Linked DNA regions of Mus musculus: region 1 is linked to region 2. A link is a contact called in ENCODE Hi-C or POLR2A ChIA-PET data. All regions are on one chromosome and are shown on one strand. The core of a region is the stretch at or near the end of the contact, and the rest is flanking DNA. Distances in the headings are between cores, read along the strand shown. Region 1 overlaps Cacna1d (calcium channel, voltage-dependent, L type, alpha 1D subunit). Region 2 overlaps Cacna1d (calcium channel, voltage-dependent, L type, alpha 1D subunit).

What was found. Hi-C counts contacts between places; a loop is a spot of excess contacts on that map. ChIA-PET counts read pairs that join two places held with the same protein, here RNA polymerase II (POLR2A).
Region 1: a loop to region 2 is called in a map of left cerebral cortex, with 9 times the contacts of the local background. The contact joins two enhancer-like sites. A Hi-C loop is called at or near these places in 1 of 37 maps with a recorded cell type or tissue (left cerebral cortex). POLR2A ChIA-PET finds 5 or more read pairs at or near these places in 1 of 5 experiments (embryonic stem cell).

The regions. Positions count from the first base shown.
Region 1 is chr14:30,317,402-30,320,165 of GRCm38, reverse strand. The region is part of intron 3 of Cacna1d (calcium channel, voltage-dependent, L type, alpha 1D subunit); the gene reads left to right. Among named protein-coding and RNA genes, the nearest start is that of Cacna1d, 35 kb to the left of the region's middle. Within about 2 kb of position 1,294, at least 1 of the 3 ENCODE cell types and tissues checked has a DNase peak (open chromatin) inside an H3K27ac peak, as active enhancers do; it is left cerebral cortex, where a contact is called at or near this core.
Region 2 is chr14:30,124,219-30,126,984 of GRCm38, reverse strand. It overlaps Cacna1d (calcium channel, voltage-dependent, L type, alpha 1D subunit), which reads left to right. Exons shown (of 47, transcript NM_001083616.2): 12 at 2,043-2,203. Among named protein-coding and RNA genes, the nearest start is that of Gm52106, 53 kb to the right of the region's middle. Within about 2 kb of position 1,450, at least 1 of the 3 ENCODE cell types and tissues checked has a DNase peak (open chromatin) inside an H3K27ac peak, as active enhancers do; it is left cerebral cortex, where a contact is called at or near this core.

The sequences.
Region 1 (2,764 bases), core at 45-2,544, 190 kb before region 2:
ATGACTAATTATTTCCAGTATTTATTTGAAGATTTTAAAAAGATTTTCTTTAAACACCATCATGGTGTGAATAATAAAACAGTTTTACATCCTTTTTTCATGTCTGTGTGTACACTTGCTTGCATGTGTACTTGTGTATATATATATATATATATATATATATATATATATGTGTGTGTGTGTGTGTGTGTGTGTATGTATATGTCTGTGTATGGGTATATGTATGTGCATATGTGTATATGTGTATGTTTATGTGTTTATGCAGTATGTGTGCTTGTGTGTGCATGTGTGTATATGTATATGTACATGTGTATATGTGCATGCACATGTGTGTGTGTATTTTCTTGCTTCACAGCATTGGCCAGACCCTCCACCATAGTGTTGAGATGGAATGACAGGAGTGTGGCTCTCTTGCCTTCCTGAGCAGAGAGGGGAAGTGTTCCCTGCTCACGGAGCACAGTGAGTGGTGGATTGTGTATAGGTGTCTAGGTCTGGTTGGGAAAGTGTTCTGTTTTACTTTGATGAAAGTTTTGTTATGAAAGGATGTTGAATTTTATTCGATACCTTTATGCATATATTGAGATAATTATAAAGTTTTTTCTTTGGATCCATTGAATTTTAGATGTTAAGCCAATTTTGTGTTCCCTGGATAAACACTTGTTCTTAATACCCTTTCTACATGTTGATCAGTTTGGTTTTTTTAAAACTAATTTATTATGGGTTTTGGTATGCATGTTCCTACCAAATCTTATTAAGTCTTTGATTTTAGCATCAGGATTTGAATCAAAGTGATGAGTAGTCAGATTCTACTTATGGCCAGCCGTAGAACCCAAATTTTCTTATATTTGAGCATAGCTACTGTGAAAGAAGTAGGACTATTCTACTGGTTACATAAGAGTCTCTGCTTATCGACTTGTGCAACATCTACAAAACAGCATATTTATTGTGTATGAATAATACACCAACTATGCTGAAAAATATCCTCAGTGGGTTGAGCAACTCATACCATCACTTACGTTAAAATTATGTTTATGTATTTTTTACAGTTGCTTGTAACACTGACAATGAATTCTTCCGTTGTCACCCATTTGTAATTTATGGCCTATTCACTTACATGCCTTTGTTACACACAAGTATTCGGTTCTCACCCATTCCCTCTATATCCCTTTTTGGTTTCGGTATTTCTCTTGAATAAAAGCTTAGTCATAAGCTAGCTAGAATTATTTTGCATCAAGCTGGCAGTTGCTCCCGAGAAATAAAATACTTTTTATTTATGTTGGAGGCATAGTAAGTAGGTTGCCACTGTGACTGTGATTTCTGGTTGAAATACAGATTGTAAATTCAGTTGAAATCAGGAGAGGTTGCATATAGACTGGAGGTAGGAGAACGGAGCCGGTCAGTTTGGTTGAGATAGTAGTGGCTGTGCTTTGATAATGGGGGGTGTAAGAGTCAAGAGCAGCAGGCTAGTGCCTGCAGTGCTGCTCCAGAAACCTTCCGGGACCACAGGATGCCTGCAGGAGGGTTTGGGGCATGTGTGACTTCGGTGCCCATCTTCAGAATGACACATTTGGATGCACATCCTACCCCTGCCCCCAGTGCTGATTGCACGCTGTATCCTGAGGGTGGGCACCGTGTGAGTCAGAAGGATCGCTTCCCTAATTTTCCTTCCAAGAATCCAAGAAGGTTGGCTGCATCGTGGGCGAAGCCTGGCACCTGTAAGCGAGGACCTGCCTGCCACACTGTGCGGAGCATCTGGAGGTCCGTGATTGGCAGGCTGTGCCTCTCTCCTGCTGTCTGGGGATGGTAGGTAGAGACGGTGCTGTGGGTTGGTGAGCGATTCTCAGATTCTCACACCTTAGTGCTGCCTCTGTTTTTCTGGCGGACATTACATTAACAGGGTCTTTGGACCGGGACCATTAATAGAAACTATTCCCTCAGCATGAAGAGCACCTCCTGTGTTACTCTTTGCCAATCCTGTCCTCCCATTCTTGAAGATTTCCACTTTAAGTCCAGCCCCCCAAAGCCTTCTCTGACTTAGAGTCTCTGACGTAGCCCACACAGTCCCTGGCTTCCCACAGGTGATCCCTGACTCATGGTGGTCTGAGTTATGTTTTCTTTTGGCTTTATGGTGGAATGGTAGTGAAAATGCATTCGTTAGAAGTCATTCTTCAGTGTGACAACTTGGCTGTCCTCTGCCAGTGCCAAGCTGTGGCCGTGAGCTGTGGCTTCACGTGTGGTGTGCTTGAGCTGTGGTGCACGGGCGTCACTGTGGTGCACGGGCGTCACTGTGCTCTTGAGGCTACTTGGGTGGGGGACAGTAAATGCAGGGAGATACTTCCAGTGCGCAGTAACCACACTGCATGGTCAGAGTCTTTGTTTACATATCTTTTCTCCTTTAGGATCCACATGTGACCATGTGTTTAACAGATATAACCCAAAGAGTACTGGGTATGTTCTGGGTGGGTGTGGCTGCGAGGATAAGGCTGAGATCACAGAGACAGTCAAGATCTGACTTTTAAAAAGTGACGTCAGTTGATGCCTAAGAGAACCTTGACATTCTCAGGGATGCGTTAATTATAGCAAAAAAAAAAGTTTTAAAAATACACAAAGGAGAATGTAGTGTCTGCAGGAGCCAGGTTATTTAGCACATGAGGAGTATTGAAACAAATGATTTCGGATGAGAGAAACATGATTAAGTTATTTGGGGGGGCTTAGATTGCCTGAGTTCACCTCTGGATAACCCTCTCCTTTCCGAATACGTATT
Region 2 (2,766 bases), core at 201-2,700:
GAAGTCAGGACTGGAACTCAAGCAGGTCAGAAAGCAGGAGCTGATGCAGAGGCCATGGAGGGATGTTCTTTACTGGCTTGCTTCCCCTGGCTTGCTCAGCCTGCTCTCTCATAGAACCAAGACTACCAGCCCAGAGATGGTCCCACCCACAAGGGGCCTTTCGCCCTTGATCACTAATTGAGAAAATGCCTTACAGTTGGATCTCATGGAGGCATTTCCTCAACTGAAGCTCCTTTCTCTGTGATAACTCCAGCTGTGTCAAGTTGACACAAAACTAGCCAGTACAGAGTTGTTTTGTGGGTCTCTGTTACAAAAGACCACAGCCCTGTTTCCTAGTTTAGCATCTGCCTCTCATCCCCTGCCTCAGCCTTTAACATTCCTCTGGACTCCTCCCCTGCTCTGTAGCCATTCTGGACTGACCTGTCCTCATAGGTGTCTTGCCTTGGTGCCTTCGTCTCCAGGGTCTTTGGCCTGGAGTGTCCTCCGTGAAGACTTTCAATTGCCTCAGGAAATCTCTTAATCATTGAGGTCCAGCCCTTCTCTTAAAGCTGGGACTAGACTTGGTGTAAATTTTGCAGTTGTCATTTGTCCACCACCCTTCATGCCTGTCAAGGCCACCAACCCTGGAACTGTACCATATGCATCTCCAGTTACCGGCACCAGACACCTACATAGCCAGTGTTCAGGAGTGCAGACTTTCATACCACCCACACATAATCGAGCCCAGGAGAGTCAGGCTGGTGGTGTTACACATTTCCAGGGGATACAGCACTGAGGTCTTCGATGTTGAAGTCACATGTAGCTTATCACTGCTGTACAAGGTAGACCCACCAAGCATAGCATTTTGGGACCACCTTACTTATGTGTATGGGATCATGTATCCCAGGAAACTCAGCTGTGAGCTATTAAGAGTCCTCAGTAGAGTTATCTGTGCCATTTGTCCCATTGAAAACTGCAGAGCAGAATAAAAACAAGGCACAACTTGCTGGATCCAGATCTACTCAAAGCCTGTCCTTTGCAGCCTTCCTGGGTTCTATGTGTTTGACATAGCAACACAGCCAAGTCAGCCGGGGCTACAATGTAGCCAGCTGGGGCTACATTGAGGCAGCTTAGATTTTCCTCCTAAGTCATACCTAGAGGAAGTGCCCTCCTCCCAGACACTGAGGCAAGCAAGGCCAGGAGAAAAGGGACTTTGCAGCCTGGCTGGTTCGTTCCTGGATTCTAGGTCTGTGGTCCGTAACTGTCCTCTTGTGGCAAGGAGATGGAGAATGTTTTCCACAAGGAGACAGGCAGAGGGAGAAAATGTCTTCCTCTAATTACAAACAGAGACGGGAAGGTGGGCGGGGACATGTCACATGTCTGTTTGGTTCTGCTCATTTTATTTTTATGAAAACACGACTCAATATTGGATGTTCTCCTAAAGGTATATTTTGAGCATTGCTAGTTAGGAAGGGCACCTGGTGACTCAGCACGAAGACACATGTCCCACTCAGCTTTGACACCTACGAGGCGCCAGAGGAACGGCAGAGACCTGAGAAAGGATTAAAGGCTTCCCTAAACAGAAAGCTATGGCCACGGACTGTTTTTCTCTGTCAAATCGTTTCTCTGTAACGACTAAGCTGCTACACAAGACACATATACTAAGCTGAGTGGTCCTGCCCCACCGACCTCCACAGATCACAAGCTACACGGTGCCTACAAGAGCTTCGTGTGTGTACCGGTGCAGCCTTGAATCTGCTCGTGAGTCTGTGGATGTCTGGGTTCTCTAACCCACTTGCAGGCTGCATATGTCAGACCCTGCAGTTATTTATAGCCAGCGGAGGGGAAGTGAGAGCACGATTCCTTCACAATTATACTTTTTAGAGCTATATGTTCAGACCAGCAGTTTACATCATGGGGCCTCTTCTTCACTTCTGTGCTGCTGGGTCCTGTCTTTCCTGCCTACGCTATAGAGTCAGCCTTTATTACTCAGTAAAGTTGGTCGGCCTCTGAGATGCCATACTCACCCATGGTCTAGGGAGCAACGTTTGCTTGTTTTTCAGCCGTCGATGGCGTCGCTGGAACCGGTTCAATCGCAGGAGGTGCAGGGCTGCCGTGAAGTCTGTCACGTTTTACTGGCTGGTGATTGTCCTGGTGTTTCTCAACACTTTAACTATTTCCTCTGAGCATTACAATCAGCCAGACTGGCTGACACAGATTCAAGGTATGGCCGGAAGGTGTTCTTCTGTTCTGAATTTGAGATGCTTGTCAGTAGCTAACTGCTAACTGCTGGTCAGTATCCAGCTGTGGTAGAATAAGTTAGTAGGACTAACTGAGATGGTAAAGAACCATTCAGACTCAAGCAAGCCCTGGGACAGATGTACAGCTCACACCATGCAGTGTCCGCTAACTTAGGCCCCAAACTTGAGATAGCCCAGGACCAAGGAATTTTGGAATTGAGAGGCACTTCTCCCTGCCATATTGGAAGAGTTACCCTCACTTTAGTATATTTGGTCAGTAATTTTGATTCTGCTACTTTAAGTGACTAGAACAGGGGTACATAGAGGCCATCTCCAAAAGAGCCCGTTCTAGACCGGACAGTTTAGAATTCTTGAGCTGTCCTTCTGTATATTCGCTTCTGCTACTCTCAGCCTGTGGGACATCATTTTTTGTTACACACACACACGTGCACACACACACACACACACACACACACTTTGGAACTTTGGAGATGACTGGGTAAGCAGAGTAACTGCTGTGTAAGCATGAAGGGCTGACTTCAGGTCC